Regions from separate parts of the Homo sapiens genome. Here region 1 is linked to region 2. Evidence: chromatin loops called from intact Hi-C (ENCODE). Cell type or tissue: Caco-2. All regions are shown on one strand. Each heading gives the region's core, and the rest is flanking DNA. Links, peaks and the distances in the headings are about the cores only.

Region 1 (11,733 bases), core at 4,422-8,421, 50 kb after region 2:
CTAAAGAAATCTGATTTCATATAAGTCATTGGCTGTAGCTAAATGCCTTTTTCATTGTCCAGGAAGAAATAATGTTTATATTGAAATACCTACTTTCCAAAGCATTGCAGCCCCAATTTCAATGGTTACGTGAAGCAGATGGGAAAATGTTTTAAATATCTGTAAAACAGAAGGCCATAGCTCCTGAACACTTTATCCTCATAAACTGCTTCTAGATAAGTAAGCCAGTGAAAATATTAAGTGATGTAGATTCAAATTCAGCTGATGGTGACAAACACAGTGATGCCTCTCATTATATAATAATGGCATTCAAGAGCTCCAAAATGTGCAGGTGTTTAGAAACCATGTCACATGATGAATAGTTACATTTAGCATATACAAGAGAAGAAACATGGTGGCTGAACTTGCATGTTTGAGGACCAATGTGTGGAAGGGGCAGTAGGCTAATTACATGTCTCAAACAGCAGAACAAAGATGAATGGGTGGAAATACTACAGAGATGTGTATATGTAGAAGAAAGGACTTCGAGATGATTGGCACTACCCACTGCTGAGCAGGAGTGCATTTGAACTGGGCATGTTCACTAGACTGAGGCTAGAGACTCCCATGTTGGGAATGCCCTTGGACAAAAAAACCGGTGTTGAATGGGAGATCTGGAGTCTGTACTGTTCTCAGATTTGGTTATTCCTTGACTTTCTAAATGAAGACTCTAGGGAAGCTGGTGAAAGTTATGCCAGCCCTATATGGTGTGAGCCATGCTAAGAGTCCAATTCATAACTGCAAATCCTTCTTGTTCAGGAACACAGTACCATGCAGAAGTTACACTGCACGCAAGTTGACAAAATTGTGGCACAGTATGACAAAGAGAAGTCGACTCATGAGAAAATCCTAGAGAAGGCAATGAAGAAGAAGGGGTAATACTGTTTATTTCCTTCTGAAGACTTTCTCTATGTTTATATTTTGTCTTTTCCCACAGTTTTGCTGCTGTTTAGGTCAAGGAAGAACTTAGTGTTGACTTGATTTTCATCATTAAAAATTATTCCTGGGAAGTAAGAAACTCATTCATTTTAAATGCTCTAACATCATAACAGGTCAATGAGTGGATGTAGCTTCTGGTTTGGGGAAGGTTCTCAGCAGAGATTCTGATATCTTTTAATTCATCATAATTATTTCTAATATGAGAAAGAAATCTTAGCCTCAAATAATTGAAAAAATACCTCTTTACTCTGAGAATTGATTGTCCTTTTTGATTTTGAACTAATTTTAAATTTACAGAAAAGTTTCCAAAATACTACAGAGTTCCCTTATGCCCTTAACTCACTTTCCCTAAATGTTAACATCTCACATAATCATAGTACAGTTGTCAAACCAGGAAATTGACAGTGGTGCAATACCATTAACCAAGCCACAGTGATTTTTCACATTTTACCAGTTTTTCCACAAGTGCTTGTTTTCCACTCTGGGATCACCTCCAAAATTAAATAGCATTTAGTTGTCATCTCAGTATGTGATAATTCCTCAATCTCTCCCTGTCTTTTGTGACTTTCACTTTTGAAGAGAGCTGGTCAGTTGTTTTGTAGAATGGCTCTTCTTTTGGATTTGTCTGATATTTTCTCATGATGAGAGTGAGGTTATGCATTTGTGGCAAGCACACCATGGAAACAATGCTGCTTCCTTCTCAGTCCACGATATTGGGGGGATGGGGGTGTGACATTGATATGTCCCATTATTGGTGATGTTAACCTGGATGACTTGGTTAAGCTGGTATCTTACAGGTTTCTGCACTGTCAGATTACTTTTTTCCCTTTATAAATACTTTGGGGAAAATTCCATGAGACCACGCATACATTCTATTTATCTGAGAAATTATTTTTCCTGCCTTTGACCTTCTCCAGGGATTCCCTCTGGTTTTTATCTCTTTCCTTCAATCTCTGCTGATGTCTTCTAGTTTTCCACAACCTTTGGCACAAGAGAAAAGGAGAATGAGATTTCTTTTTCCTACTTGGGTTTTTTGGCATTTGGTTTTTGTTTTTTATTTTTTGTTTTAACAGTCACCCAAGATATACCTAGAAAACTAAACTCTGAAAACAGAACAGATTATGTTAGTTATAATTTTCTTGGACATTGGTTCATATTGCCGAAATTTCAGATCCCAAGATCTAAGTTCATGACATGAAACCAATGTAATTTGCTTGAGGAGTAAATGGTGGGTAACTAAAATGCCTGCCCTGGTATCAGGCCTCACTATTTGAGAGGTACCCTCATTTTTATTAAAGTTGTATTTTTCAGAAAAATACAAATCAGGCACTGATTATTGAGCATCTGTTATTATGCATCATCTGCCTTTTGTTTTCCCCGTAGGTTTCACTGTGTATTATTGAGGCAGAAATGTGCCTGTTGCTTAGAAAACATTTTGATCTGTATTTTAAGTGAGTAAGTGAGTCACCCACCTCGGAGCTCATGTGGCAATATTGGTAGTGATTACAGTAAGTTTTGAGGAGCTGTGATTCTTCTAGATTCTAACCACATCAGCTTTGGCCTATTTCTTTTTTGTAAATTAATTTCTCATATTTAATGACATTTTAGGCTATAATATTGAAACTGATGGTAGACAGACTCTAATACCAAGGAGCAAATTGTTGATGACTTTATAGTACTCTCCAAGAATAAGGTTATTTGTATTTACAAGATATCTTTTCAAAAAATGTTTCATGCATTTTTGTGGATCGGTGTATTTAGAAACACAGTTTTGGCTTAACCAAACCAAAAATTTTTATTAAGGAGATTTCAGATCCAAGCACCATAGAGTAAATTTCTTTGCTAAAAATAATATTACAGTTTTCTGATTCAATCAATCATGAGTGCTACCTTTAGAAATTTTTAAAAAATTGATAAAATATATCTTTACCTCATGATTGTTTTTACTCTCAAAGATAATGTGGGATCAAAATGTAATTTATTATAAACTTGGTAATTATTAGAAGTGTCCCTGGTGTGACACTTAACCCCCCAAACAGGCTATTGAGTGCTCTTGGAGGTCTCTCAGCAAATAAAGCCCTGTTTTATCCTAAACGTAGATGAGACTGGAAAAGTCTAATCTGTAGATTTCTTCCTGAGCCTCTGCTGTCAAACGCAGCACTCCTAGCAGGCTCTTCACACAGAGCATTTCCAAGTACTCTAAAGAGTAGAATCTTAGCAATACATTAAAAGTTACTTCAAAATCAGACATCAGATACTTTCTTCTGGAAAGCCATATCTGAGGAGAGTTTCTCATCATTAATATTCACCATGATATCAAGGTTGCCTGGACTTAGTCTTGCTATGTTGCCCAGGCTGAAGTGCAGTAGCACAATCTTGGCCCAATGCAACCTCCGCCTCCCAGGTTCAAGCAATCGTCCTGCCTCGGCTTCCTGAGTAGCTGAGACTACAGGTACATGCTGCCATGCCGGCTAATTTTTTGTATTTTTAATAGAAATGGGGTTTCACCATGTTGGCCAGGCTGGTCTCGAACTCCTGACCTCAAGTGATCTGCCTACCTTGGCTTCCCGAAGTGCTGGAATTACAAGCGTGAGCCACTGCACCCAGCCTTCCTGGACTTTTAACTGCAACTGAGTTGCTAAAAAGTTAGTGAAAGGGGAAACTGTGACAGTCCTTGGAGCTTTCTCATGCAGGATCTATTTTTGAAACAAATGAAAGGTTTCCCCTTACTCTTACCTACTCAGCTGAAAGGAAAGATTGACCTGGGAAAGGGAAGCTTTATTCAAGTGCTTCCAGCTTTGGCTAATGACTACCTCTCATATGCTTTCCACTCAAGGATCTTTAAGGTGATGGTAAAAAGATGAATGGGGGAACAAGGGAAGACAAGCTAAAGTTGGGAAAATTCTAAATTACAGAAATTATTTTGCATAGCCCGAATATAAAGAAGGTTGATGCACTAGAAAGGGGAAAATAAAATCTTGATTTTCAAATAAATATTACAAGTGCATGCCCTTATGCCCTCAGATGAGAGTGTTGAATAAAACCTCTCATTGCATTTACTGTGAAAGATTTGTCTAGAATTAAGTCACGGGAATGTTTCGGCAGTGCTGCAAACTTATTGAATAACAGAAGAGAGAAGAAACTTGCTCAGTGCCAGCCATTGAGAAGTGCTAGATTTGATGCGAGACCTTGCATTTTTAGAGTAATGCTTCTCTCACAGGAACTTGGAATTATATTATAAGGAAGCATTCTGACTTGAGCTATAATAACCTAGAGTATACATGCTGAAGATGAAGCTCAGGACCTGTTCTTGTTTCAGCAGCGATGTGGATATTCCAAAAGGAAGACATAATCACTGAAATAAGCAGTAATAGTTGCTGGGCACTCGCCTAGCATATATTTCCTACTCACAATAGAATAAGAAGCAAAAATTGCCCTGTGGTGCCAAGGATTGCTATTTTCTCCTTCACTGGCATATTTAAAAGACAAAAATCTGGCTTTATAATGAAATGGAAGAATGAAAAATTCACTTCAAGTCTGAGGACCTATTTTCCAGTTTTCATCCCAAATAATATTTTATTGAATAAGTGAAAAATAGCTTGAGAAAAACAGGAACCAAAATGGAAACTGACAACAGCCCCTTAATGATGAAATAATTGTTAGGTTTGAAGTGCCTCTTTGTATAGTGGTTGAATTGAGTAATCATGAAACAGATAATATTTTGTAAGGTGTGAATCTATTACTAGAAAGACCAGTGTTGCCCAATGAGCCATGACATCTCATATTTGATGAATATATTATCTTCATCAGAAAGCTTTGTAGCAAAGACCCATGGGAATGGGAAAATATCTAATTTCTGGCATGCATTTGCAACTTTCCATTTTCAGGGGAAGTAATTGTCTCGAAATGAAAAAAGAAACAGAAATCAAAATTCAGACGCTGACATCAGATCACAAATCTAAGGTAAGAAAATGCCCATTTTTACAGCAGTGACTTGCAGAAGACACTTTGTAATTTTTTAGAAGGAGTACCTAGTGTAAATTAGAAATAACAGTAGCCCAGAGCTGGTCTAGTAGCCTGCAGCTGATCTGGGATGTCAGGGGAGCCCAGGGTTCATGTTTGCCTCAGACTCACTGGCTTTAAGAAGAGCCATTTCATGGAACATCTTCTTTTGTCTTGTCTGTTGAACTATGCTAACAATATTTATGTTGCCTGCCTCAGAGGCATCAAGGAAAATAATAAATGAAGATACTAAAAGGAAATATTATATAAAATACAGAATATACTTCCCTATAGAAATAACATTAAACATAGGACAGAAAACCGCCCAAATTGGGAGGTGATACTTACTCCATCCTAACTTTACATGGAAATTTGGAATGAGAAAAAATTAAGAGCTGATATTCTAAAAGAGAAGCCTAATTACTCACATTTTCTTAAAGACAGGAGAAAATAGGAGCTTGAGAGACTTTAATCAACTTTGTGGGCATTTGGAGAACTAAGTGTTAAGTCCCAGTTAAGAATGAAAACAATTCTTCCAGCAATGATAGTTTTTAAATGAAAAGGAAAAAAAAAGAAAAAAAAAACCAACAACAACTGTTAAAGAAAGCTCCCAAAAATAGCTGTGGTTGAACCAGCCAGCCTCATCTATCTATATGCAGCTGTGTCATCTGGCCTAATGGCCCTGCTGCATGCATGGAGCAGGCAAGATGTTCAAGATGTTCTTGGTAGCTGTATGTTTTGTAGGGCATGAACTCTATAGAGGCAGTAAGGCATGTGTCTTTAAGAGTTATTCCCCACTCTCTCTCTTCTTAACTGGAATGTTTGAGAATTAGTAGTTGTGCAAACTGTCATGATTCTTAGATGCTTGGCATCAATAAGAAAAGCCTTGGCAACAGTATCAGTTTGCTTTTGCTATATAATGAACTGTGTCAAAGAAGAGCACATTGAAACAACTACTACAGTTTATTAGGTCACAATTCAGTGGGTCAGAAATTTGGGCCATACTTCTGCTGATTTTGGCTGGAGACACTTGTGTATCTACTGTCAGCAGGGGGCGTATGGCCTTACTTATGTATCTGGTAGTTGTCTGGCTGTTGCTTGTTTTCCTACATGACCTATCAACCTCCAGCAGGCTAGCACAGGCTCAGTCAGAGGGTAGCCACAGGGATCCCAGCATAGCAGAAGGGCAAGTACTTTCCAGCCTCTGCTTGCATCACATTTGCTACTATCTCATTGGCTAAAGCAAGTCACAGGTCACCCAGCTTCAAGGAGCTGGAGAAACAGACTCCAGCTCTTGACAAGAGGCACTGCAAAACCCCACTGCAAAGAGCTTGGATATTGGGTGGGGAGGACTTTCTACCCTAGTGTCTATCAGGGTTGACACAGTAAGTCATGATCCAGAAATAAAAGAACACACAGCTCTCTATTCAGACATGTGGGCTTGTGGACATGAAGCTGGAGAAACATAAGGTGATAAAGAAAATCCTGATGGAATTGGTAAAAGAGCCTAAGGCCCACACAAATCAGAGTGTTGGCTGAGTGTGGTGGCTCACGCCTGTAATCCCGGCACTCTGGGAGGCCGAGGCAGGTGGATCACCTGAGATCGGGAGTTTGAGACCAGCCTGGCCAACATGGTGAAACCCTGTCTCTAGTAAAAATACAAAAATTAGCTGGGCATGGTGGCACGCATCTGTAATCCCAGCTACTTGGGAAGCTGAGGCAGGAGAATCGCTTGAACCCAGGAGGTGGAGGTTGCAGTGAGCTGAGATCATGCCACTGCACTCCAGCCTGGGCAACAGAGGCAGACTCTATCTAAAAAAACAAAACAAACAAACAAAAAACAAAACAGAGTGTTGCTAAGTGAGGCAGTAAAATAAGGGTTCACAGTTAACTATTCAGAGCCAAAGCAATTGATTTATTTTGATAAGCAATAACTTCCTGCTTCCCATTGATTAATACATATTATTTTTTGGTGGTTATAGGTGTCTCATGATTCACCAATTAAGTTGGTGGGAGGAACCTGAAATACCTGAATAATGTTGTGCTTTTGGGTTCATACCTGACCTATGAGGATTACAATGGCACCGTCCCCTTTTTCCCAAACAGGTCAAAGAGATTGTAGCACAGCACACAAAGGAATGGTCAGAAATGATCAATACCCACAGTGCTGAGGAGCAAGAAATCCGAGACCTGCACCTCAGCCAGCAGTGTGAGCTGCTGAAAAAGCTACTCATCAATGCCCACGAGCAGCAAACCCAGCAGCTGAAACTGTCCCATGACAGGTGGGGGAATTGCCGTCTCCAGAGTAAACATCTAATATTTAAAAACAAAAGCTGATTTTGTGTGTATAAGAGAGCCAAGGTAATAAGTGAAATCAATTTGACGTACAACATGTAGCTCTTTTGTGTATCTCATCATATGGCTGATTATGAGCAAGATGAGCTATAAGAAATGGCACCCAGGGGCCAGGTGCAGTGGCTCACACCTGTAATCCCAGTGCTTTGAGAGGCCAAGACAGGAGGATTACTTGAGCCCAGGACTTCAAGACATAGCAAGACCCCATCTCTATTTTGAAAAAAGAAATGGCCCCTGCCATCAGAGGGCTTACAGGTGTTGGCAAGATACAACACCCATATGAACAGTTAAGTCAGATAACAAAGTAGCATATGACACATATTTTAAAATGTCATGGGCACTAAAGGCATCCAGCTCAGAGGAGCTCTACCTTTTCAGAGTGGTCATGGAGACTTTTCAAAATGGTAGGGCTGGAACTGGCCTTTGGAGAATGATCTGGAGTCTCTTAGGTAGAAAAGACACACAGAGAGATAAAGACCAATCAGTTCAGCTCCTAGAGTGACCAGGTTCTGATCATTTAATAGCTACCTGTGGAGAGAGTCTCCATTTCCCTTCCTTACAGTGTTAGGACTTCTGTGAATTTTGAAAAGATAAGCCTGATTAAAAAACAGCAAAGTATCAGTTTATTTTGGCCTGTGCCCACTTCAGCAAAGTGAATATTGCATTTGAAATACTGCAAGCCATGAGCTGGACTTATCCCTGAGCAGAAGAAGGTTGGTGTTTGTTACATCTTTTTATCATAGCTCGGTTGCAGCTTGCTTGGTTCTCACTTAGTGCCTACCGTATGCCACAGTTAGGGTCTCTTGAGACACAACAAGAGTAGAAAATAGAAGCATTATACAAATAAATCAAACAAAAAAATGTGTTTAATGCCAACTGCATAAGTTATCTGGCTGCATGCCCAAATTCCCAACATTACTTTGGAGTGACAGATACTGCCACAAGAACAAAGTGTTTTTGCCCTGGTTTCCCATTCTCATTTGAGGCAACTAAATGCAGTCTCCCATGCTCCATTTTCTGTGGGATAATGTGCTGTACCCCCATGCATTTTAAAGCATTCTATTTCGTCCTATAGGATTAGAAGTTGTCTTTTCTTTTTTCCTTAGAAATGCTCTTGATTCACTATGCAGAAAGTTGTGTTCATCATTCTGCCTTTGATGATTGCTACAATGCCAGATTTTAGGTGCCTACCCTTATTCAAAGATACTTCACGGAATACAGCATGGCACTTGTCTAATCTTCTTTTACATTGTTGAATAAAGAGAAAAACATTAGCTCACAACAGTAGGCATTATCTGAAAGGAAAAAACAAAATATACTAATTCTTGAATTGCTTAGGAAGTCATTTGAAGAGATCATGACCTAGTTACTAAAATACTTTAAAAAATAAATCCATGGGCTTCATTCCAAGATGGCTGAATAAGAACAGGTCCAGTCTGCAGCTCCTAGCATGATCGATGCAGAAGATGGGTGATTTCTGCATTTCCAACTGAGGTACCTGGTTCATCTCATTGGAACTGGTTGGACAGTGGGTGCAGCCCAAGAAGTGTGAGCCAAAGCAGGGTGGGGTGTCACCTCACCCAGGAAGCACAAGGGGTCAGGGGACTTCCCTTTCCTAGCCAAAGGAAGCCGTGACAGACTGTCTCTGGAAAAACAGGACACTTCTGCCCAAATACTGTGCTTTTCCCAAGGTCTTAGCAACCGGCAGACAAGGCGATTCTCTCCTGTGCCTGGCTTGGCAGGTTCCACGCCCATGTAGCCAGGCTCACTGCTAGTGCAGCAGTCAGATCGAACCGTGAGGCAGCAACCTGGCTGGGGTAGGAGCGTCCACCATTGCTGAGGCTTGAGTAGGTAAACAAAGTGGCCAGGAAGCTCAAATTGGGTGGAGCCCACTGCAGCTCAGCAAGGCCTACTGCCTCTATAGACACCATCTCTGTGGGCAGGGCATAGCTGAACAAAAGGCAGCAGACAACTTCTGCAGACTTAAACATCCCTGTCTGACAGCTCTGAAGAGAGCAGTGGTTCTCCCAGCATGGCGTTTGAGCTCTGAGAACGGACAGACTGCCTCCTCAAGTGGGTCCCTGACCCCCATGTAGCCTAACTGGGAGACACCACCAAGCAGGGGCCGACAGACACCTCATATAGGTGGGTGCCCCTCTGGGACAAAGCTGCCACAGGAAGGATCAGGCAGCAATATTTGCTGTTCTGCAGCCTCCGCTGGTGATACCCAGGCAAACAGGGTCTGGAGTGGACCTCCAGCAAACTCCAACAGACCTGCAGCTGAGGGACCTGACTAGTAGAAGGAAAACTAACAAACAGAAAGGAATAGCATCATCATCAACAAAAAGTTCATCTACACCAAAACCCCATCTGTAGGTCACCAACATCAAAGACAAAAGGTAGATAAAACCGCAAAGATGGGGAGAAACCAGAGCAGAAATGTTGAAAATTCTAAAAACCAGAGCACCTCTTCTCCTCCAAAGGATCGCAGCTCCTTGCCAGCAATGGAACAAAGCTGGATGGAGAAGGACTTTGACAAGTTGACAGAAGTGGGCTTCAAAAGGTCAGTAATAACAAACTTCTCTGAGCTAAAGGAGCATGTTCAAACCCATCGCAAGGAAGCTAAAAACCTTGAAAAAAGGCTAGATGAATGGATAACTATAATAAACAGTGTAGAGAAGACCTTAAATGACCTGACGGAGCTGAAAACCATGGCACGAGAGCTTCGTGACACATGCACAAGCTTCAATAGCTGATTCGATCAAGTGGAAGAAAGGGTATCAGTGATTGAAGATCAAATTAATGAAATAAAGCAAGAAGAAAAGATTAGAGAAGAAAGAGTAAAAAGAAAGGAACAAAGCCTCCAAGAAATATGGGACTATGTGAAAAGACCAAATCTGTGTTTGATTGGTGTACCCAAAAGTGATGGGGAGAATGGAACCAAGTTGGAAAACACTCTTTAGGATATCATCCAGTAGAACTTCCCCAACTTAGCAAGGCATGCCAACATTCAAATTCAAGAAAGACAGAGAACACCGCAAAGATACTCCTCGAGAAGAGCAACCCTAAGACACATAATTGTCAGATTCACCAAGGTTGAAATGATGGAAAAAATGTTAAGGGCAGCCAGAGAGAAAGGTCGGGTTACCCACAAAGGAAAGTCTATCAGACTAACAGCGGACCTCTCGGCAGAAACCCTACAAGCCAGAAGAAAGTAGGGGCCAATATTCAACATTCTTAAAGAAAGGATTTTCAACCCAGAATTTCATATCCAGCCAAACTAAGCTTCATAAGTGAAGGAGAAATAAAATCCTTTACAGGCAAGCAAATGCTGAAAGATTTTGTCACCGCCAGGCCTGCCTTATAAGAGCTCCTGAAGGAAGCATTAAACATGGAAAGAAACAACCGGTACCAGCCACTGCAAAAACATGCCAAATTGTAAAGACCAACGAGGCTAGGAAGAAACTGCATCAATTAATGGGCAAAATAACCAGTTAACATCATAATGACAGGATCAAATTCACATATAACAATATTAACCTTAAATGTAAATAGGCTAAATGCCCCAATTAAAAGACACAGACTGGCAAACTGGATTAAGAGTCAAGACCCATCAGTGTGCTGAATTCAGGAAACCCATCTCACATGCAGAGACACACACAGGCTCAAAATAAAGGGATGGAGGAAGATCTACCAAGCAAATGGAAAGCAAAAAAAAAAAAAAAAAAAAAGCAGGGGTTGCAATCCTAGTCTCTAATAAAACAGACTTTAAACCAACAAAGATCAAAAGAGACAAAGAAGGCCATTACATAATGGTAAAGGGATCAATTCAACAAGAAGAGTTAACTATCCTAAATATATATGCACCCAATACAGGAGCATGCAGATTCATAAAGCAAGTCCTTAGAGACCTACAAAGAGACTTAGACTCCCACATAATAATAATGGGAGACTTTAACACCCCACTGTCAATATTAGACAGATCAATGAGACAGAAGGTTAATAAGATATCCAGGACTTGAACTCGGCTCTTCACCAAGCAGACCTAATAGACATCTACAGGACTCTCCACCCCAAATCAACAGAATATACATTCTTCTCAGCACCACATCACACTTATTCTAAAATTGACAACATAATTGGAAGTAAAGCACTCCTCAGCAAATGTAAAGGAACAGAAATCACAACAAACTATCTCTCAGGCCACAGTGCAATCAAATTAGAACTCAGGATTAAGAAACTCACTCAAAACTGCAAAACTACATGGAAACAGAACAACCTGCTCCTGAATGACTACTGGGTAAATAATGGAATGAAGGCAGAAATAAAGATGTTCTTTGAAACCAATGAGAACAAAGACACAACATACCAGAATCTCTGGGACACATTTAAAGCAGT
Region 2 (11,733 bases), core at 4,665-8,664:
ACTTACCTTTTGTCAGGCATAGTCTAGGCCATAATGACCTAAAAGTGTAAAACACACTTGCCTTCTGCCCTTAGGCAGCTCATGGCCCCCTGTAGTTTAGGGAAAGGGATCGGAAACAGCAAACAAGCAAGTAGTCAAATAACTATATAATTACAACTTACGGTGAGTGCAATTATGAACATAAACACGCATGCTGAAGAATAATGAAGTAGAAAGAATAAGGAAACCAGAACGCAAAGGGTCAAGAGGAATTGGCCATGCACAGAGGTTGATGAATCACTTTCCATGCGGAGGGACCACAGTAACAACAGCAAGGGCTGTGAGTAGAGTGGCTTGAGTGAGGGTGGAGTGAGACGAGATGAGGCAGGTAGGTGGGAACTGGGTGATGTAGGATTTTGGAGGCCATTATGAGAAATTCAAATATTCAGTGAAATGTGACACTACTGAAAAAGTTTAGAGAAGGGGGCAGTGTAGCCTGATTCAAGTTTTAAAAGATTGCTGTGGTTGCCATATGGAGACTAGTTTAGGAGGAAACAGGAGTGGAAGCAGGAAAAGCAGTGAGGACAGGCTGCTGCTCTAGGCCAGACGAGAGTCCCCGATGGTCAAACCAGACAATGCATCAGAGAGGACTGAGTGGCTTCAAGACATATTGAGAAATGGGACAGCCTACTGATGGATGGAATGTGGGAATGAGAGAGAAAGAAGAAGTGAGATGACCCTCTAGTGTCCTTGTTTGAGGAACTGGGTAGGTGATGGTACCATTTACTGGCATGGGGAAGACCGAAAGAGAAAGAATTCAGGAGTTTCAAATGGGATGACTATTTGAGATGCCTGTGAAGTATTCAAGGGGAGGTGTTCATATAGCATTGCCATCTGACTCTTTCTCTGGGTTCATTTCCTAACTGTCTAACTTTGGGTAAGTTACTTAACCTCTGTGTACCTTAGTTTCCTCATCTGCAAAGTGAAGACGATAACACCTATTTCATGGGGTCACTGTGAAGAGTGGATGGTTTGTGACATGTCAAGAGCTTAGCGTGGTGCCTGGTACATGGTAACTCCTGTAAAGGTATTAGTTGCTGGTATATTATCATCCTTTTCATCTTTATCATTGTCATTATCCTCATGATCACTGGCGTCATTATCACGCGTATATAGAAGACAGGTTGAGCTAGAGATACAAGTTGGGAGTTCAAAAGATCGTATTTGAAACAATGGAAATACTGAGATGATTCACAAGGAAAGGTGGAAAAGAAGGCCCAAGTGGAGCCCTAGTTAAAAGTGGAGCCAGAAAAGAAGAGCAAGGTATGGCTAGAGAAGTAGGAGGGAAATTAGGCAGTGACACCAAGAAAACCAGGAAAGAGAACAGTGTTAACAGAAGGACTGAGTGGTTGACTGTAGAATATGTTAAAAATCTTAGACAAATTAAATTTAACAGAGTTTAGTTGAGCAAAAAAAACAATTCCCAAATTGGGCAGGACCCAAACCAGAAGAGGTTCAGAGAAACTCCAGTGCAGCCATGTGGTGGAAGATTTTTTGGCAGAAAAAGGAAAGTGACCTACAGAAAACAGAAGTGAGGTACAGAAGCAGCTGTATTGGTTACAGGCTTATTTGCCTTATTTGAACAGAGGTTGAATAGTTGGCCACCTTTGATTGGCTGAAACTCAGTGATTGGCACATGAGTAGGTTCCAGTCTGTTTACACACCCATTCAGTCTACAGTTTACTATGTGAAAGTTTATGAAAAAACCTTTAGAATAGGTAAAGAGACACCTTTAGGCTAAACTTAATTTAACAAATGCTACTGACTGATTAAGTAAGAAGACTCAAGAGTGTCCTTTGGGTTGTTAGCATGGAGGTCGTTGGCAACCTTAAAGAGACATTTCAGTGGAGTGCCAGGCAGGGTGGTGACACTGGATCACACAGATATGAATGACTAGAGACTATGCTTTTGAGAAGTTTTGATGTGAAGGGGAGCAAGAAATGGACTGGTGGCCAAGGGCACCTGAGGAGTCAAGGGAGTGTTTTCTTTTTCGGATGAATGAATCTGGAGTGTGTTTGAAAACTTGGAAGTGGTGCAGTAGAGAGGAAGAGATTAGTTTTGCAGGAAAGAGAGGGGATAACTGCCTGGAATTCCTTGAGGAGGTGGAAGAGGGTGGGATTGCTGTGGTGCAAAGGTGTGGCCCTTCACAGGAGCAGGAACACCTGATTAGTGAAGACAGTGGATGAAGATGCAGGTAGGCAGATACATTTGGTGATAGGAAGAGGGGAGAGTATTTGTCTGATGAGCAAAGCCAAAGGAATATTGCCTTTACACACTATCTTTTCTGATATAGGGAATTGTGACTACTCTGAGAATATTGAACATCTATTAAGACTCAAGAGTATTGTTTTAATACAAAAATTAGCCAGGCGCCATGGTACGCGCCTGTAATCCCAGCTACTCAGGAAGCTGAGGCAGGAGAACTGCTTGAACCCAAAAGGCGGAGGTTGCAGTGAGCCAAGATTGTGCCACTGCACTCCAGCCTGGGCAACAGAGCAAGACTGTGTCTCAAAAAAAAAAAAAAAAAAAAAGTTGCTAAAGCCTTCATCAATATTGTCTTAGTGTCTTAGTCAGTTGGTGCTGCTATCACAAAAATACCATTGGCTTAAACAACTGAAAACTATTTGTCACCATTCTAGAGTCTAAGAAGTCTAAGATCAAGGTTCCACGCAATCAGTTCCTAATGTGGGGGGCCTTCTTCGTGTTTATGTCCTCATGTGGTGGACAGAGAATAAGGAGGCAAGCTCTCTCTTGGCTTGGCCCTCATGACCAAATTACCTCCCAAAGGCCCCATCTTCAAATGCCATCACATGAGAATTAAGGTTTCAGTATATGAATTGGGGACAGTATGGGGGGCTGCACCAGCAAACAGTCCATAACAAATACCCAGACATGAATGCTGAGTTACTCAAGAGTGACCATTCATGCTGCTTTTCCTAAGCCCCATGACTAAAGCACTAATTAAATAATTATAATAAAACATCTAAGTAGGTAAAGACTGTCCACGAAGGAGGGAAAGAGCATTAAGATTAGCCCTTCTGGTGCATAAAACAGTGAGGCCATCCATGGCTTTTTGTCATCAGTAATGTCCCACCTTAGCAAATAAATAGAATAACAAGTTTACCTACACTTATTTAAATATCTATGTATGTATGGCTAATAAATTTGGAATTTTGCCCTTTAGAGAAGTAAACAAATTATTTCCTTTCTCTAATTAGGCTTCAGATGACCTTGAACATGAAAACAACAAAAAGGTAACAAAATAATTCCCTTGCACATTTTAAATCAGATGCATCTAATTTAAAAAATCTTCAAAGGAAGGAATCAGTTGTGGTGAAAAAATGATTAAATCCTGATAAAAATCACAAAACTAGGGCAGATGAGTAAGATGATTTTCTAAAAGTAGGTATTTAATGCAGTAAGGCATTTTCTTCACTGGAATTAGAGATTTCATTCCTGCAGTGGAACTACATGATCATCAGCATATTGAATTTGAAAATAAAAATGAGTGAATAGGTCATCAAATCCATATTATAGCATAATAGAAAGGATGATCTTAGTTCCCACTACATTGACATTCTGGAAGATCACTGATTAATTTTACACTGCATAACTTCTAAGAGTATTATTTGATGTTATTAGCTATTGGCCTTATTGTAGGAAAGGTAAAGTTACATTTTCACTTTCTTTCATCCTCTTCAAAGTTCTTCAAGTGATCACAGTGGTTTTATTTAGTAAGTATTTATGGTTTATCCTACAACAGTGAGGCTGACAGCCACAGGCAGAAGTTTGCCTAATAACTTCATTCTCATACTTCAGAGGTTCGGAAAATACTGCCTTGCTGCCTGTGGGGTCCTATCCTATTTGAAGTTGAGATCGTATCTTCTCACCCTCTAAATATTAAACTTGAAAGAATTATGAATAAATATGGTCGCAGGCCTGTCCCAAAATATTTGTGAGTACATTACTCTCTTGTTCTAGAATTTCATAATTCATAATTTGGGTCAACAGTATACAGATTGACATTTGGTCATTGTCATTTATTAGCTAAGTTATTTTAATTCTCAAGGCATCAATCTTCTCATGTGGTCAGTGGGTAGGACTCTAATCCTCACTACACATCACAGACAGTAATGAGACTGTGTGTGCAAGAACTCATCCTGGTGCTCAGCTCATAGCACTGGTGGTATTTATTATTATTAAACACACATGGAAGGAACGGACATGGCCGTTGTTTGGTGGGGGAGCAGGAGGACACATTAAGAAAATGATAAAAACAAAAACAAAACCAAATTACATTACTTGATTATTGTTTCAGGCTTTTATTGGTGAAATCAGTTTGATAATTTAGAATGCTCAGATTGTTAAGTGATCAGTTAAGACAAACAAATTGACCATTTTTTTTTTTTTTTGAGATGGAGTCTCACTCTGTTGCCCAGGCTGGAGTGCAGTGGCGTGATCTCCGCTCACTGAAAGCTCTGCCCCCCGGGTTCACTTCATTCGCCATTCTCCTGCCTCAGCCTCCCAGTAGCTGGGACTACAGGTGCCTGCCACCATGCCCAGTTAATTTTTTTGTATTTTTAATAGAGATGGGGTTTCACAGTGTTCACCAGGATGGTCTCGATCTCCTGACCTCATGATCCACCCGCCTCAGCCTCCCAAAGTGCTGGGATTACAGGCGTGAGCCACTGCGCCCAGCATCTGACCATTTTTTAACTCATGGATTACATCATCCAACTAAGGAATTTATCCAACTAGATTCACTTTATGCAGGAAATTTAGCTTTGCAAAGTTCTCAGCAAAAATATTGATCACTTTTGAAGGTATTTTTGTTGTTGGTTTTATTGTTGTTTTTTCTATCAATAAATAAACTAATTTGTTTTCTTTTTTCTGTATGCAAAGTAATGCAGTTTCAATATGTCCTATGCAGCAAGTTATTAGGTTACTTTTAAGATTAAGTGCTTTTTAAATACTATAAACCACGTATGTATGTTGCTTACATTCTAGAGTGCTACAGTGAAACATAGTCCCCAAAGAGGCAGCATCATTAGCACCTGGGAACTAGTTACAGCAATGACTGGCCTCACTGCAGACTCACTTCAACAGAAACTCTGAGTGTGGGGCCCAGGAATCTGTTCTAGTTTAAAAAGTCTTCCAGGTGATTCTGATGCACGCTAATGTTCGAGAGTCACTATTTTTGATGTTGTGCCTCAATTTGTAAAAATATGATGCTATATCTATTTCATAGCATTGCTGTGAGGTCCAATATAGTAATTTCTTTTTTTTTTTTTTTGAGATGGAGTCTTGCTCTGTTGCCTGGTCTGGAGTGCAGTGGCACAATCTCAGCTCACCTCAACCTCTGCCTCCTGGGTTCAAGCGATTCTCCTGCCTCAGCCTCCCAAGTAGCTGGAATTACAGGCTCACGCCACCACACCCAGCTAATTTTTGGCATTTTTAGTAGAGATGGGGTTTTGCCATGTTCGCCAAGTTTGTCTTGAACTCCTGGCCTCCCAAAGTGCTGGATTAAAGGCATGAGCCACCGTTCCCGGCCAGTAATTTCTTGAATAAAGTCCCTTAAAAATCTAAAAATGTCCTACAAATGTAAGATAAGCTTAATATTTTATGATTACCTCCTTTTGCATTATTCAGAGCTACAACAGACACTAACTTCTTAAAGTATCCTTTAGCATAATTGAGGAAGAAAAAGCCTTTACCTTTCAATTTGTGTGTGTGCAATTATCTTTATTAAGGAAATCTGCAGCACGTATCCGTGGGTCCTACTGAAGTCATCAACTTATATGTTTTCTTCCTTGTGCTTGTAGGGCCTGGTCACTGTAGAAGATGAGCAGGCGTGGATGGCATCTTATAAATATGTAGGTGCTACCACTAATATCCATCCATATTTGTCCACAATGATCAACTACGCCCAGCCTGTAAAGTTTCAAGGTTTCCATGTGGCAGAAGGTAACACCAAAGGTTAAATGCAGTCGCCTTTTTTGCTTGATTTTCTTTTATGGTGCTGATGAGCTTTTATCTAATTTGTTGCCATTTTTCTTTGTGGGCATGGGGGCTGTTCCACCTCACCTTATTTTTGTTTCACAGACCATAGAAGCCACCTTGGTATGTGGTGACATTACATTGTCATTCACGACTTCAACCACAAGGTGGCGATGAGAGACTATGGATTTGTTAGTGCTGGGCATGTAGCTTCTTCTGTTCCCAAGTGCATTCACAAGACTCCTTTTAATCAAAAGCTGGTTTTCAAAAAAACATAAGAAGTATTTAAAAACTTCATTTCTGGGCTAGAGAAGCCATCGTAATCATCATTATCATCAAAAATTCATATTTCGGTGGTGGCTGAAAAGACAGATGTCTCCATCCACAGGATGTCAATGAAAGTAGGAGCTACTGACATGATAATGTAGCATTAGCCTCCAAGGCCTCATGATTCAGGGTGTAATTGCATTTATTTATTGCTGTTTTTCGGTGAGGGTTTGATGGCAGAGTTCCTGAATCCATCTTTGCTTTTCTTTTACAGAACGCAATATTCATTATAACATGTCTTCTTTTAATGAATCAGTCGGTCTTGGCTACTTGAAGACACATGCAATTGAATTTGTCAAGTATCCTTATGTATCAAGTGGAATGAGTGGTTGACTCACGTTGGTTTGGCAAGAGCCTCTGAAATAGATAAATGGCTAATATCTCATTCTGGTGGTGGAGTTCATAAAATGATATGTGGGAAAGACCATGGCAGCTGTGACAATCTGCCCAAATGAAAATTGTTTTTATAATCCACACAGTGAACTGTGATCTTAAGCATCATTTGTAAATGTGAAATCTGCTCTGTGCTGTCTACTTGTTTGTCATTGTTGGCCTAGACCTTTGTTGTTTTAGCTCTTTGTTGTTTATTTTTCTCTGCTGTAGGACTCTTTTTTTCTGTTTTCCTTAATAAGTTACAGTTATAACAAACGGCAAATGAGTCGCATTTACCCCAAGGGAGGCCGAGTCGATTCCAGTAATTACATGCCTCAGATTTTCTGGAACGCTGGCTGCCAGATGGTTTCACTGAACTATCAAACCCCAGGTAGGAGCTGATGTCCAGTGACCCCAAATTCCATGAGAACACTTTGACAGGATGGTGCCAGCACTTCCCATCAGTTGGCTGTGGGCATTTTTTAAAGGAAGCAGACATATGGCAAAGCAATGTGTTATTGGATTTATATAATGGTGAGAAATAAAAAAAAAAAAACCAAAATAGAGCAAACAATGGTAGAAGATAATGTGTTGTGATTGGAATTTAATTCCTTTCATAAATGCCATGACTATTCCTGCTAACCATTATCCCATATTCCAAAATATTTCTCATTTTTCTTCCTTTTGGATCAAAGTTGTTATCTTTGTTTCCAGAGGCAGAATTAAGTGAAAAGAATTTGAGTATCTTTGTACAGTAACAGCGACTCATTTCTCCTTTGGCAAACACCCTGACCACTGTGAACATTCAGCAAATATGACTGATGCAGGGGCACTTCACTAAACAAATACAGAATATTTTGAAGTAAATGCCACTAAAATGGTATATAAGGAGTTACATATTTGAAGAGGTACTAATCTATAACTTGGTCCTCCAAAGTGTACTCAAAGTCAGGTTTCCAATATATAATGACTTTTTTTTTCTGGAAGGAAAAGAGTAAATTTTTATAATTGATAAACACATTTTTAAAATTTTTGAGGTTTGCTTAAGAGCCTAGGATCACAGTATCAAGACTAGAGGTAGCAAAATAGAAATAGAATAGATAGAAATATGCCACAAACCCTCTTCACTGTAGATGGTCAATTCTACAGCATGGTTCTTACAACTGGTAAAATAAAACAAAACCAGAAAGCTCTTTTTTCCTTCAACTCTTTGCTATTAAGAGAACTGCCCATGCTTCCCAATTTGAGGATTTTTTAAAATCTATTTTGTATTTTAAGAATCCCTGTCACTTCGTTCCCTGCTATGTGGATTGAGTGGAAGATCCTTTGACTTTCATTCCTTTGGCATGAGTGTGAGCTGACTGTGCTTCTCATGCCTTGAAGGAGCCTCCCCAGTGACCAGAAGCTCCTCCTACTGGAGTCACCATTCTGCATGGGGTCCCCACAGTGCTTGCTAGGTTAGACTGTGACGTGATAGCTACCAATACAATCCTGAGTGTTTCTAGCTGGGGCCCAGTAACAAGGCTCTGATGACTTCACTTACTTAAAAAAGCCCAACTTGTGTTCTCAGTTGTCAGTGAGTCCATAATATGGATTAAATGGCTAACCCAGCTTATGTTTTATTCTATAATATTAGGTTTAAACACAACATTTTGAAGAGGAAAAAATATCCATCAGTTTACCCATTTCTTTTGCGGATGGGAAGAAAGAAAAAATGTTATTCACTTGCAAGACAGAAGTCAAAAGCCATGTGCTGCCAGTGTAGACCCCACTAGAGTAATTCCCCCTGCCTCCCATCCTGGAAGCATGCCACCAAGTTTTATGCGATACTTACCTAGTTCATTTTCCAGTCTTTTAAATCAAGTTTCATATTCACCCTCCCGGGTATCTCCAGGGTTCCTCTGCCCAGGGATCCTGAGACCCATCCTCTCCCACTGTAGCAGGTTGGATATCTCTACTCTCAATACTCATCAAACAATGGTGTGACTCCTATATTGAATCCAGTTTTAAAAGTGACCTTTAGCATGATCTTTATGAAAACACATTTTATGTTTAATTTAAATGAAACATGAGGTCAATTCAACATGGAAGAGAGTATGCCTTAAATAGACCAAGCAGAACCTTGTAGTATTAAAGAGGGACCTGTGGGCCTAGGAGCAATCTGATACCTATTGTTTCAAATCACCCCGTCAGGGTCTTTTTTGTCTAGGAAGACAAGATGCTAAATTATTTTTGTCTCTTGACAGATTTAGCGATGCAATTGAATCAGGGAAAATTTGAGTATAATGGATCGTGCGGGTGAGTAATATGATTTAAACTGTTTTCACCTAGATTGAGAACTCCATACTACAGCTCTAATGAAGCCATGTCATTTTCAATTAGGGGCTACAGAATTTAAGCTGGGTTTGAGGGATGGAATAGAAAGAAATGAAATACCTAGAGAATATTTGCACATATACATTCTTCATCTACCCCATTTTACTAAGCAGGTTTTGGGTTTTTTAAATCACAAGTGAAGCAGTTCATACATATGCTACAGTTTAATCCTCTCACTTTAAAATCAATAGTGGAGGATTTTATGTCTGGGACAGGTAATAATCCCTGCACACTTGGACATTAACTGGAGATGTAGGCATTAAATATGTGCATTTTACCTAGGACAAATCAAATAATGAAGTTAATTTCATATGTAATGAAGTTGTGGGTGTCGAGCTGAATTTCATTCAGTTGGGAATAAACCTTTGTCCTCTACTGATTCTTTTTTGTGTCTTGTAAGTAGCAGTTATCAAAGAATAATGCTGTGAATATTGTCCTAGTTTCCTTAAATAGCACTCTTGAAAACTGTGAACCAAGAAGTGAAATAGGAAATGTTAATTCTACAGAAACACTGAAAGGTTAAATGAAAATATAAAATTAGAATTCTCTTGAGATAAAAAAAAAAAAACACAACTATGTGGTCATCCCCTCACCCCACCTCAGCCTCATGCATCTGTCCCCAAACAAGTAAATATTAATAACTCCAGACCACTGCCCAAAGGCCTGTAGAGGAATCCAATGGAAAACTATCCCGTCATAATGATGCTATTAGGAATTTCTTCATGGTGGCTCACCTGATTGGATATCTTTTTATCACTGAACACTGCCAGTCAAGATAACATTTTTCAGTGGTTGTGAGTTAGGAATGACTTTTCAGCATGCACTCTGCCTCCCTCTGCCAGCCTGGTGAATGGTTCTCTGCCAATGTGGCTGCAAACACAGTGATTATGCTATTCCCCAAATCACCCACCACTTACATACCTGGAGCATGCCCTACATTTTCCTCTGCTGTGTGCTTTGGAAGAAAATAAATTGTGTAGCTGGGAAGAGAAAGATCTGAATTCATATTTCAGAATTTTGTGAAAGCAATTTTGTTATTTAATGCCAAGTGTTCCAACCCAGGAGATTTTGCGCATAAATTGCTTTGTAGACCTCCTCCTCTCCCAAGTAGTGGGCCAAGGCATCAAGCCCCAGGGGTTCAGCCCTGGACTGTCAGTAAAAGCCCTAGGCTGGGAGTCTAAAGATCAGGGTTTGAGCTCAGCTCCCAGCTGCTCCTAGTTCTTGCTGTATTGCCTAGAGCAGGTGTGTTAGACCCAGAGCCTCTCTTCTCTGCTTGATAAAATGAAGACGGTGACACCTGTCGCACAGGGTTTGTTGTACTCAAAGGAAAAAAAATGTCTTTTTTCTAGAACGAAACAGGGAACTGAAAAAGACTTTGTCCTTTGACAAAAACCGAGTCCTTTCTGATGAGACCCACCTTTGGGCTTCCCTCTCAGTCACTGTAGAATCCAGTCTGAGCAACAATCGTGCTAGTTCAGTTTAGTGAAAATCCCCAGCCCTTGGTATCTGACCACCCTGGATATCCTGTCACTTTGGCCTGCCTTCAGCAATAATCCTATCAAGTCAGTTTGGCCAGAAGTCCTTATCCTTGATGTTTCCTCATAGTAATTTTCCATCTGCTGGCGCTCACCTTACTCCATGGTTCTAAATCTCCATGTACGCTTGTTGGGGTAAGGGTTGAGCCCTTATACCTATCACCATGGCTCCCTACCCCTTTGAATAAAGTCCACTTTACCATGTTTAACAAGTGTTTGTGTACATTTTTTTCTTTAACAGTTTACGACAGCTCAGTCAGGTTGAATGAGTGTACGAAAGTACTTCAGGAACTGCACATTTCTGTGCAAAAGTGAGATTTAAGAAAAGCTTAAGGCCTTGTGATCAATCACACACACAGACATTGCAAAATTCAATGAGTGCTCTGTTCAGTCGTCCTTTAAGGACCCCAAGGAGTCAGCCTCAGCACTCCTGGCTCTTACAGGACCCGTCGGGCATGGCTGTGCTCACTTCTGAAAACTTGCAGTGGCCCGGTGATGCTTGAAGCACTTTCCTTGCCCACCTCAGCGATCACACCTAAGATGCCATCAGCTGTCTAACATGCCATGAGGAATCCTGGCAGCCTGGCCGGATGCAGGGAGTATTGTTTCTGTATAAAAAAAATCCTGACGGCTCGGCCCAGTGGCTCACACCTGGAATCCCAGCACTTTGGGAGGCCGAGGCGGGCAGTGGCTCACACCTGGAATCCCAGCACTTTGGGAGGCCGAGGCGGGCAGATCACAAGGTTAGGAGATCGAGACCATCCTGGCTAACACGGCGAAATCCCGTCTCTACTAAAAATACAAAAAATTAGCCGGGCGTGGTGGCGGGCACCTGTAGTCCCAGCTACTTGGGAGGCTGAGGCAGGAGAATGTCGTGAACCTGGGAGGCAGAGCTTACAGTGAGCCAAGATCGTGCCACTGCACTCCAGCCTGGGTGACAGAGCAAGACTCCATCTCAAAAAAAAAAAAAAAAAAAGTCCTGACAATCCTATGTTGTTTGTTTTTCCTAGAATTTCTGCTTAGCCATTATTAGCACGTGCAGTGTCTCACTCTCTCCACCGTTATTTATTTTTTCTTAAGACAGGGT

The links. Hi-C counts contacts between places; a loop is a spot of excess contacts. Peaks named below come from ENCODE experiments on the same cell type or tissue, not always from the same donor. Only the 100,000 strongest peaks of a DNase experiment are listed, where the experiment ranks them.
Region 1: a loop joins it to region 2, with 9 times the contacts of the local background. A loop is called at or near these places in 5 of 110 quality-filtered maps.

The regions. Positions count from the first base shown.
Region 1 is chr20:9,452,549-9,464,281 of GRCh38, forward strand. It overlaps PLCB4 (phospholipase C beta 4), which reads left to right. Exons shown (of 40, transcript NM_001377142.1): 33 at 799-914; 34 at 4,866-4,941; 35 at 7,087-7,262. Among named protein-coding and RNA genes, the nearest start is that of LAMP5, 56 kb to the right of the region's middle. In Caco-2, for the core only: no CTCF peak of the experiment used is centred there; a DNase peak (open chromatin) is centred at 6,092.
Region 2 is chr20:9,402,056-9,413,788 of GRCh38, forward strand. PLCB4 (phospholipase C beta 4) reads left to right here. Exons shown (of 40, transcript NM_001377142.1): 21 at 3,258-3,293; 22 at 5,862-6,003; 23 at 6,578-6,662; 24 at 7,002-7,126; 25 at 8,982-9,033. Among named protein-coding and RNA genes, the nearest start is that of LAMP5, 110 kb to the right of the region's middle. In Caco-2, for the core only: CTCF peaks have their summits at 6,211 (motif pointing right) and 6,419; a DNase peak (open chromatin) is centred at 6,206.